Linked DNA regions of Mus musculus: region 2 is linked to region 1. A link is a loop called in an ENCODE intact Hi-C map of the cell type or tissue named here. Cell type or tissue: heart. All regions are shown on one strand. Links, peaks and the distances in the headings refer to the core of each region. The heading gives the core; the rest is flanking DNA.

The links. Peaks named below come from ENCODE experiments on the same cell type or tissue, not always from the same donor. Only the 100,000 strongest peaks of a DNase experiment are listed, where the experiment ranks them.
Region 2: a loop joins it to region 1, with 5 times the contacts of the local background. A loop is called at or near these places in 19 of 42 quality-filtered maps.

Annotation. Positions count from the first base shown.
Region 1 is chr16:56,129,598-56,134,977 of GRCm38, forward strand. The region is part of intron 6 of Senp7 (SUMO1/sentrin specific peptidase 7); the gene reads left to right. Among named protein-coding and RNA genes, the nearest start is that of Senp7, 57 kb to the left of the region's middle. In heart, for the core only: a CTCF peak has its summit at 2,305 (motif pointing left); no DNase peak of the experiment used is centred there.
Region 2 is chr16:55,961,748-55,967,127 of GRCm38, forward strand. Gm6958 reads left to right here. Exons shown (of 1, transcript XM_001480210.4): 1 at 1-3,301. The coding sequence ends at 772. Rpl24 (ribosomal protein L24) reads left to right here and starts at 4,528. Exons shown (of 6, transcript NM_024218.4): 1 at 4,528-4,691; 2 at 4,800-4,875; 3 at 5,313-5,380. The coding sequence starts at 4,687. In heart, for the core only: a CTCF peak has its summit at 2,970 (motif pointing right); a DNase peak (open chromatin) is centred at 4,584; H3K4me3 peaks cover 1,251 bases; H3K27ac peaks cover 814 bases.

The DNA of each region.
Region 1 (5,380 bases), core at 308-5,307:
GCTTGAGTGGGCATTTGGGTGAATTTCTTCCACCCTCCTCAGGCCATAGGGACCAGGGTGGGCATCTTTCTTTGGGCTACCCCAGGCCAGTGGGAATCAAATGGGCTGACTTCTAGATTTATTTATTTATTTGTTTATTTATTTTTTTGTAGTGGTGGTCCCTGAGAGCTCTAGGGGTACTGGGTGGTTCATATTGTTATTCCTCCTATGGGGCTGCAAACCTCTTCAGTTCCTTGGGTCCTTTCTGGAGGACCAATGGGGACCCTGTGCTCAGTCCAGTGGTTGGCTGAGAGCATCTGCCTCTGGATTTGTCAGGTACTGGTAGAGCCTCTCAGGAGACAGCTATATCAGGCTCCTGTCAGCAAGCACTTGTTGGCATCCACAATAGTGTCTGGGTTTGGTGGTTGTATATGGGATGGCTCCCCAGGTGGGGCAGTCTCTGGATGGCCTTTCCTTCAGTCTCTGCTCCATACTTTGTCTCTGTATCTCCTCCCATGGGTATTTTTGTTCCCTCTTCTAAGAAGGATCAAAGCATCCATACTTTGGTCCTCCTTCTTCTAGAGCTTCTGTGGTCTGTGAATTGTGACTTCTAGATTTTTAAACATTCATCTGCTAAATACTAGTCAAATGTATTTTCATCTTTAAGTCTGTAGAATTTAGAGCTTTCATTTCAGTGACAATTTGTTCTGGTCTTCATGTCCCCAGCTCCCCAACTGTCTTCTTCAAGCTTATATTTTTCACTGTAAATATTATACTTAAAGTTACCCTTTTAAAGGTGTATAACAAATTTCTTAACATTTTTAACAAGTGTTATCTTTAAAATTTTTTTTTATTTCTTACAAGCTTCTGAAATCTTCATATCTAATTTATGATGCATCAAAGATAATTTATGTATTAGGTTTCTGTTCTACTCCTTTCTGTTTTTGTGACAATATTTTGGCAAAAAGCTACTTATAGGAAAATGTTTTACTTTAGCTCATAATTCCAGGTTATAATCTGTCACTGTGGGTAAGTCACAATGACAGGAGCTTGAAGCAGCTTATTACACTGTATCCACAGCCAAGACCAGAGAGAAGTAAATGCATGTATGTTCATATGTGTATGTTCATGCGTGTATGTTCATACGTGTATGTTCATGCGTGCTTGCTTGTGTTCAGAAACAGAAGCATGTTCATGCATAGCTCAGGATTTCCTGCCCGTGTGTCAGTGCCTAAAGCAGTGAATGGAGTTAAGACCATCCGCCACAGACATGCTTCCAGGCTAACCCAGAGTAGACTGTTCTCCACTGAGACACTGTTCCCACGGGATTCTAGCTTATGTCAGGTTCATAGTTAAAGCTAGCTAGCACAGTCTTTAAAAAAAATTCCCTTCTTTAAAAAAAAAATGTCAATGGTGGGCTTGAGAGGAGGTTCAGTGTTTAGACAGCAGCTTCTCTTGTAGAGCGCCTGGGTTCTGTTCCTAGCACCCACATGATGGCTCACAGCCATCTGTAACTCCAGTTTCTAGGGGTCAGATGCCCTCTCCTGACCTTTGTGAACACTGGGCACTCAACTGGCACACATACATACATGCAGGCAGAACGTTCAGACGCATAAAATTAAAAAAAATAGCTAAAAAATAATCTAAAAGATTTTCAGTATTATTCAGACAGTAGATTGAATATATAATTAGAGATTTAAGAAATGCATTTATTATATTATTTTATGTGTTTTTTCCCCTACTCTAGTAGAGTGAAAGCATCTTGCTTAAGGAAAGGTTTTGTGCCATATTTATCTTTATATTCACTCTTAACTTAATGCATTTGAATTTTATACAACTAGGTTAATGTCTATGACATTGAACCTTGAGCTTAATTTTTCTGAACTGTAAAAAGTCAATTAATTTTGGAAATACTACTTTACAAAAATGTTTACATTGTCATTGAAAAATTTCCATCCTATCTTTATACACATGGAACTTTTGCCTGTATATATATATGTCTGTACTCCATGTGCGGTGTCCTTGCAGCTGAGAAGAGAGTGTTGGATTCCCTGGAACAGGAATTACAGTTGGTTGTGAGCTGCTATGTGGATACTAGGAATCAAACCCTGTTCTTCTGGAAGAACATCTCCCAGCCTCATTGAATTGTCTTTTAAATATCACGTGAAAATTTTTCTGCATATAAAAATCATATAGGGCTGGTGAGATGGCGGTTAATAACACTGGCTGTTCTTCTAGATTTCCGAAGTTCAATTTCCAGCAACCACATGATGCCTCACCATTTATAAAGGGATCTGTTGCCCCCTTCTGGCATGTAGGTGTACATGCAGACAGAGCACTCCTACATTTAAATAAATATATAAATTAAAAAATATGTGAAATAAACAAGTGTTCTAATGTAAGCATGTTTTGTTGAAATTTATGATGATGTTTTCCTATAGGATATAAATTACAGTGGGCTAGATTCATGTAATTAAGGAAATAGTTCTTGTGAGAGGTGTAGGAAGCTATCTGTTGTAATCTGCGCTTTTCAGGCTTTACTCCAAAGAGGAATAATAAGTGTAAGTATGACATTTTTGCTTCTTTCCAGGATCTCTTCAGTGAAAACTCTCTCTTCAAGTTCCTTAAAATTTGTTGTGAAGTTTCTGGGTAGCTTTGATGTGTTCTCTGAAAATCAGTTCTTCTGTTGTCAAATGTCTTTAGTTCTTATATTTGGAATAAACATAAATGTAGCTAGATCTGAATTCAGCTTTCATCCGTATTGCTGACACACTGAGTTACCCTGGCAAGTTCGTTGTATCTTTTAAACAGGGATAAGAATATATGTCTCTTTGGATTGATGTGTAGATTTAAGTAAAAACCATAATCCAGTGCTTGATAATAAATAGTAACATTTTTTTCTTATTGCTGGTAATAAAACAAATTCTGTTAAATATTATTGCTGTAGTTGATGCTTCTGAAGGTGTCTGTCCTGGAATACGAGAATGACCTGAGACCACTGTTGCCAACAGCACTGTGGCAAAGCGTTTGTCAGAGTTTGGTCAGCCTCACCGTTAGTTTAAGGAGTTCAGAGCTCCTCCGAGGAAACAGTAGTTCTCTCTTTTCTTAAAATGGGTCATTTTGAAAGGAGAATTCAGAATAGTTAGTGGAAATATGTAGACTCATAACTCTACCATCACTTTAGTAGATACATCACAATATAACTGAAATATAAGATGAACACAGAATAGATTTGACATCTGTTGTAACCATCCTTACCCACTTCAAAAGCAGAATGGATATATAGAAATTATTTAGAGCTTCTCAGAGACAGACTGTCTGTTAATTATTGCTATTATTATTATTCTGTTATTTCAAAGAATGTGGTAACATGCCAATCCTTATTATACATAACACCAAGTACAAACTCTGACAGTAGATCAATGCGGCTTGTAACCATAGAAACTTGTTTCCTCTGAAAAACTTTACACTTATGCACTTAATACGAGCAAATATTATGTGAAGAATAAAAATCTCTGTGTTAGCCTTATTCTACCAAGAGATGTTACTACTCCCTGTTACAGATAATCAGAATAGAATTATTTGGGAAGGAAAGTTTTAATTTACATCAGAAATCAAGAGTTGATAGAAAATACCAGTGTTGAATAGAAAATTTAAATTACTTACTTCAGGTAGAATATTTGCTTATTCAACATGGCAATTTTCATTATCTTAACATATAAACCTTAATTATTATACTTTAATCATGAAATAATTTTAAACTAAGGCCTATTTTAGATACTCATTGTTCTTTCCTTTTAATTGTTTTAATTTTTTTTGATAATTTCATATGTGAGTACTGTATTTACAACAATTCTGTGCCCATCCCCATCTCTTTTTCCCCATTTCCTCTCATATTCATGACCTCTTCCTCTTTAATTATTGTTTCATTTATATACATGTATATACAGACATGTATATATAAAAGCAACTTGCTGAGTCCATTAGCGTTTCTTTTATGTTATATGTTTAGGGCTGGTGATATGGGATTGCGTAACTGGCTGGAGCTCATCCCTGGAAAATGCTAAACCTTTCTCTCAGCAGCCATTTCTTGTAGCTTGGCTAGGAAAGGACTGTGTGAGATTTTCCCTATCCACCTTAGCATTGGGCAGCCATATTGCTGAGATTTCACAGGTGCCCCTTACACAGCCTTTCTTTGCCCTCTTGTGTGATGTTCCTTGAGCCTTAGGTGTAGGTTGTGATGTAGATTCATCACTCCTTGCTTTGTTCTCTGTTATTTCCAACAGTTTTGCCTTTCTGTAATGGACTCTTACCTGCTGCAAAAAGATTTACATTTATGTGTGGGTATTAGGATAAATTCTTAGAATGCAGTTAGAATTTATTCTGGTTTAGGAAAGTGGTAAGAGCAGATTCTCCTCCAGGGTCCATCACCTCAGCAGTCCCAGGCCATTTTTTAGGTTTATAGTAGTGGGTGTGAATTTCCTCCTATTGAGTGAATCTTAAGCCTAGTGAAGTGGCTGTTGTTTACTCTCAAGATATGAGTGCCACTATTGCACCTTCGGGGAAATCATGCCACGTGGTCATTGTGGTTCGCAGGTCTTACATCTGGGTAGGACGACTGCTTTTCTCCTTTGGCAGTTTGCAGCACCTTCTGATACTGTGAGAAGTGGTTTTCAAGGAGGAGGCTTCCAGGTCCTATCCAGCTGGATTTCTCCAGTCGTGTGTCTCAAGTGTGCTGTGTCTTTAGCAACAGGATCTTCCCTTCAACTTCTGGAAGGCAGCCAAGGGCAGTTGACAATAGTCTGTATTGTTTTGGGAGTCTCTTGGTTCTGGCACAGCTGACTTTGTATTGCTTATGTTTTTGGGGATGGAATTTTGTAGTGATGCCATCACCTTTTCTTTGATAGGTGATGGCATTTCTTTGATAGAAAAGGTATTTTATAACCAGAGTTCATTGCTAATTATTGGTCTAAACAGGTTTAATTCTCCATGAGTCAGTTTTGCGAGTTGGTATATGTTTAGGAATTTATAATTTTTTTCCCCAGAGTTTTCTGGTTTGGGGCATATAAATTATAATATTCTCATGATACTTTTCATTTTAGACTTCTCTGTTGTAATATCTTCATTTTTCTAATTTTCAACTGTTTTAGTTTTTCTAAGGGTCTTAAAATTGTCTACTACCTTTTCAAATAACCAACTTTTAGTTTTGTTCATCTTTTGAACTGTTTTCCTCGATTGTGTTTCTGTTGAAATCTTTACTGTTTTTTCTTCTGTTATTACTCTCCTTTTTTGCTAACATTAAATCATTTACTTAGTGATTTTTAATAATTGTTAACTACTAGCATATAAAATAACCTTTCTTTTGACATGTTTTTAAAGATTAATTTAAATTGTGTGTGTG
Region 2 (5,380 bases), core at 74-5,073, 170 kb before region 1:
AAGCGCTACTGAGGACTGCTGGCTATGCCTGTCCTCGGGTCCGCCTTATTATGAAGGAATCGCCTTCAATAGAAATTTCAACAGAACCAGCAGCCATACTTCCTGCTCTTGGGGTACAGGACAAAAACTGACCCTGACTGAAGTATCCGCGAGGAATCCAGGTCTCTGTATAGGTACCCCACCTTCCACTCACAAACACCTATGCGGACAAATTCAGTCCGTGTCCAGAACGGAAGCTAATTACTATCTTGTACCTTCCCCAGTTGGATGGTGGGCTTGCAATACAGAACTTACTCCCTGTGTATCAACTAAGGTTTTTAATTCATCTCATGATTTTTGTGTCATGATCCAGCTGTTACCCAGCGTATATTATCACCCTGCATCCAGTTTAGAAGAAAGCTATGCTGGCCGGCGGTCAAAAAGAGAACCAATTACTTTAACCCTGGCTGCATTCATGGGAATAGATATGGCAGTAGGAGTGGGGACGGGAGTGTCAGCTTTGATAGAAGGAAGACAGGGAATTCAGTCTTTGAGGGATGCTGTCAATGAAGACCTAGCGGCAATAGAGAAGTCCATTGACGCTTTAGAAAAATCTTTGACCTCCCTGTCTGAGGTAGTTTTACAGAACAGGAGAGGTCTTGATTTGTTGTTCCTAAAGGAAGGAGGACTGTGTGCTGCCCTTAAAGAAGAGTGCTGCTTCTATGCAGATCATACAGGAATAGTTAGAGACTCTATGCAGAAACTGAGAGAAAGATTAGAGCGAAGGAAATGAGAACAGGATGCTCAACGGGGGTGGTTTGAGTCTTGGTTTGAATCACGACCATCTTGGATAACTTCTTTAATTTCCGCTGTAGCCGGACCAATCCTTATGATATGCTTAGCTTTAGTTTTCGGCCCTTGTATAATAAATAGAGGAATGGTTTTCATCCAGAATAAAATTGATACAGTAAAACTCATGGTTCTTCAAAGGCAATATCAACCTATAGTTCAGGTAGATGAAGAGTTAGGGGACACCAATCTCTAAAATTCTATGATTAGAATTAGTCTAAACAGAAGAAGAGGGGAATGAAAGGAAATAAAACTGTAATTCATGTAATGTATGTTAAATAGCCCAAAGAGTTGTTTCTGAGCTTTGAAACCTGGGGCTGAGAACAGACCAGGACATGCCCGGGCAAGCCCATTGCCTCCCTAGCTCCCACCCCTCTGACCTAAGTTAAATGTTACAGGCTGCTGATGTTTAAATGGACCAATCATGTGAAACCGCGCCAATTCCTCCCCCAGCCCCACTCCTTTTCTATAAAAACCCCTAGCTTCCAAGCCTCGTGGTCGAATCCACTGTCTCCTGTTATGTGAGATACGTTTCGACCCGGAGCTCTGCCATTAAAAAACCTCTTGTTGTTACATCAAGGTGTTGTGTTCTATTCGTGATTCTTGGGTGCACGCCGAATCGGGAGCTGAGTGGGGGTTTCCCCACTGAGTTCTTTCAGTTTTCTCGTTACACCATGTGGGTTCCAGGAACCCAATGAGGGTTGTCAGACTTGGCAGAGAGTGCCATATCACCAGTCCTCTATGCCTCATTTTCTGAGGCAGGGGATTTTATTTTTATTATTTTGCCATGTCAAATACAACAACCAAAAGAAACTCAAGGAAGGAAGGAGTTTATTTCAGCTTACAATCCATCATTGACAGAAGGGAGGGACAGAACTCAGCGGTTACTTGGAGGCACATCTGCTTGCTATTGCACAAAGCACTATCTCCTACTGAGGAACTCATTTCACAGCCAAAAAGGTACAATAGAAACTGTAGGATACTGCCTTCTAGCCAGGTCTCAGCCAGCATTCATAGACGGCTCAGGATCACCTGCCCAGGGTAATCATGGAACAGTGTTGCACACCATGTACTGACTAGGCCCTCTTCCATCAACTAGCAAATAAGACAATAACTCTAGACATGTCCTGCAGATGGTCTGATCTAACTAACTGGGAGCCGGGCGTGGTGGCGCACACCTTTAATCCCAGCACTCAGGAGGCAGGGGCAGGTCGATTTCTGAGTTGGAGACCAGCCTGGTCTACAAAGTGAGTTTCAGGACAGCCAGAGATACACAGAGAAACCCTGTCTCGAAAAACCAGAAAAAAAAAAAAACCTAACTGGGACACAGAGTGTCTCACTGAACCTGGACTTGGACTGGCTGGCCAACCAATCTCTCAGATCCTCCTGTGTTGGCATCCCCAGGGCTGAAATTCATGTACATTCCACCATACTGGCTTTTACTGAGTGCTAGGCCTCTGAACAAGGTCCAAGTGCTTTGATAGCAAGCACTTTGCAACCACTGATCCATCTCCCCAACTTCCAGCTTTCAGTTTCTGAGGAGGGGTCTCGTGCTTCCTAGGCTGACCTCAGACTGTGTAGCAGAGGGCGGTCTTGATCCTGATCCCCCTGATTCAAAAACCCCAAGGTACCATCTTGCATAACTCACAGCTTTCTTAGAATTGCTCCCCCACTTCTCAACTACCCACTTACAGAACACTGTGAGTTGCTTATAAAAATAGAAAATATTAACCACTACATTTGTTTCAGTAAGCAGTGACTTGGAGCAGAGTTGGCAGCCTTCCACAAAATCCATCAGCTGGCTCCTGCCATCTCTCTTTCCCTCACTCAGAATGTCCCATTCCAAGTTCCCATCTGTCCTCACCCGAGCTTCTCTATGGGGACTATATTTCCAGGTTTTTGTTGTTGTTTTGTTTTTGAGACAGGCTACACATGACCCTGGTAATCCTAGAACTTGCTCTGTAGACCAGACTGTCCTTAAACTCTGGGATCTGCCCATCTCTGCCTGCCAAATATCCAGAAGTTCTTTAAAATAGGTTTTTTTTTTAAATTAAAAGTTTTTTTTTTTTTTTTTTTTTAATTTTTAAATTTCATCTGACTTTCTGTGTCTGAATGTTTAGCTCTACGTGTGTACACCAGGTGGCACTGTGTGGTCACTGGAGGTCAGAAGACCCAGCTTGGTTTCCTGGAACTGGAAAACCATCTGTTGTGAGCCACCATGTGTATGCTGGACCATGTCTAATGCCAGTCCTCTACTAATTCAACAAGTGCTCTTACAAGCTGAAACATCTTTCCAGGCCCTAAAATAGCTTTTCTTTCTTCTTAAGATTTATTTATTTTTACGTTCATTGGTGTTTTGCCTGTATGTATGTCTATGAGAAGGTGCCAGGTCCCCTGGAACTGGATTTACAGTTATTGAGTTGCCGTCTGGGTACTGGGAATTGAAGTCAGGTCCTTTGGACGAGTTGCCAGCGCTCCTAACTGCTGAGCCATCTCTCCAGCCCCATAAAATAACTTTATTTTTCCTTTATTTTATTTTCGGTTTTTAGAGACAAGGTCTGTGTGTAGCCTTGGATGTCTTGTAACTCCCTGTGGGCGAGGCTGGCCTCAAAAGTCTTAGTGACCAGCCTGACTCTTCTGGGATTAAGGCTGTGCCTCCACCGGCTGGCTAGCATAGCTTTTCTTTTTTTTTTTTTTTCTTTTTCTTTTTTTCTTTTTTTGCCTGTGTGTGTGTGTGTTTGTGTGTGTGTGTGTGTGTGTGTGTGTGTGTGTATGTAAGTACACTCATGAGTTCGGGGTCAGGCAGCTAGCTGGAGTTACAGGTGGCTGAACTCTGGTCGTCTTCAATAGTTGTATGTATTCTTAACCTGCTCACCTTTCCAACTCGTAACTTCAGGTTTTGAGACAGGGTCTCACACTGTAACCAAGGCTGGCCTCAAACTTGTAGTAGTCCCGCCTTAGTTCCTGAGTGCTCGTATTACAAGTGTTGGCAATCTATTTGAACTAGTGATTAATTACTTTTAGTTTTTGATACAGGGGGTCACTATTTATGTACCGTTGGAACTCTTACTACTATGTAGACCAGCCTGCCAGTGCGTCTTCAGAGAGCTGAGATTAAAAGCTTGCCCCACAGTGGCGGGCTCTAATATTTTTTGGAGGTGGGGATTTAATTCAGGGTTTTGCGTACCACTCGTGCTATCCCTGGGCCACGCTGTCGGCCGCTACGATTTTTTTCTTTCTTTTTCTTTTTTTTTTTTTTTGGTTTTTCGAGACAGGGTTTCTCTGTGCAGCCCTGGCTGTCCTGGAACTCACTTTGTAGACCAGGCTGGCCTTGAACTCAGAAATCCACCTGCCTCTGCCTCCCAAGTGCTGGGATTAAAGGCGTGCGGCACCACTGCCCGGCAGGCCGCTACGATTTATTTTTGTTTCAAGGAATAATCCAAAGCCAAATGCAAAAAGTGACCTTCAGGTTTTACCTGCGAGATAAAAACTGGTCTGGGCTTCGTAAGAGGAGGAAAGACACGTAGAACATCCTTGTCTCTTGTTTATTAAATCCTGCGAAATGCTGGCTTTAGATTCTAGAACACTAGCCTGGAGGAAATAAAATGGCACAGAACCCAAGCCAAGAACCAACTTGGACCTTAAACGAACACCTCAAACCCACTCCCCGCCAATGCTGTAGGAAGAAAGCTGTTGCTAGGAAACAGACTGGGCGCTCGGAAGTGACATCATCTCTGGGCGCCGGGGTCAAGGAAGGGAATTTAGGGAGGAGATTCTCTCCCTCTGCCCTATAAGGTTCTCCCATGATTCTTTCTTTCTCTTCGCCATCTTTACCCCGGCAGGCCGACATCTATCACCATGAAGTAAGCGGGCGCCCGGTGTCCCAATCCGCCTCCATCCTGAGGCCGAGCTACCGGGGATGGCTCCTCTTTGCAGCGCACATACTAACGAGCTTCGCCTTTTCCTTCCAGGGTCGAGCTGTGCAGTTTCAGCGGGTACAAGATCTACCCGGGACACGGGCGGCGCTACGCCAGGACCGACGGGAAGGTAAAGGCCGGCTGGGCCGAGCGCGGCTCGGGACGCTGGGAGTAGAAGGACGGTCCTCTCTCCCCGAAGGCCCCGGGACCGCGTGTGGGATGGGAAACTTGAGGGAATATGGATGGTGTGTAAACCAGGCTGGAAATGAGTGCTGTATGTAACCAATGGGAAAGGGAAATGGGCTTCAGGTCTTTTGGAGTCGGAGAGGGCTCAGAGCCAGATTTCTTTGAGTTTAGCGCCACCCGACCCTTTGCGACTAGTGTAGATTTTTCGGCTCCTGAGAAGACTGTAGCATTGATGCCACCCTGTCATTTGTGTCACAAAGAGGTCTCTTGCCTCCTTTATATATTTATATATTGAGAAGAGAGAAGTAGAATAAAGCTGGAGGAGGACGTCAGTCTCCACTTTGTGTAAAAGGATGACTAATTTGAATTTGTTAACTGCAGGTTTTCCAGTTTCTTAATGCAAAATGTGAGTCAGCATTCCTTTCCAAAAGGAATCCTCGGCAGATAAA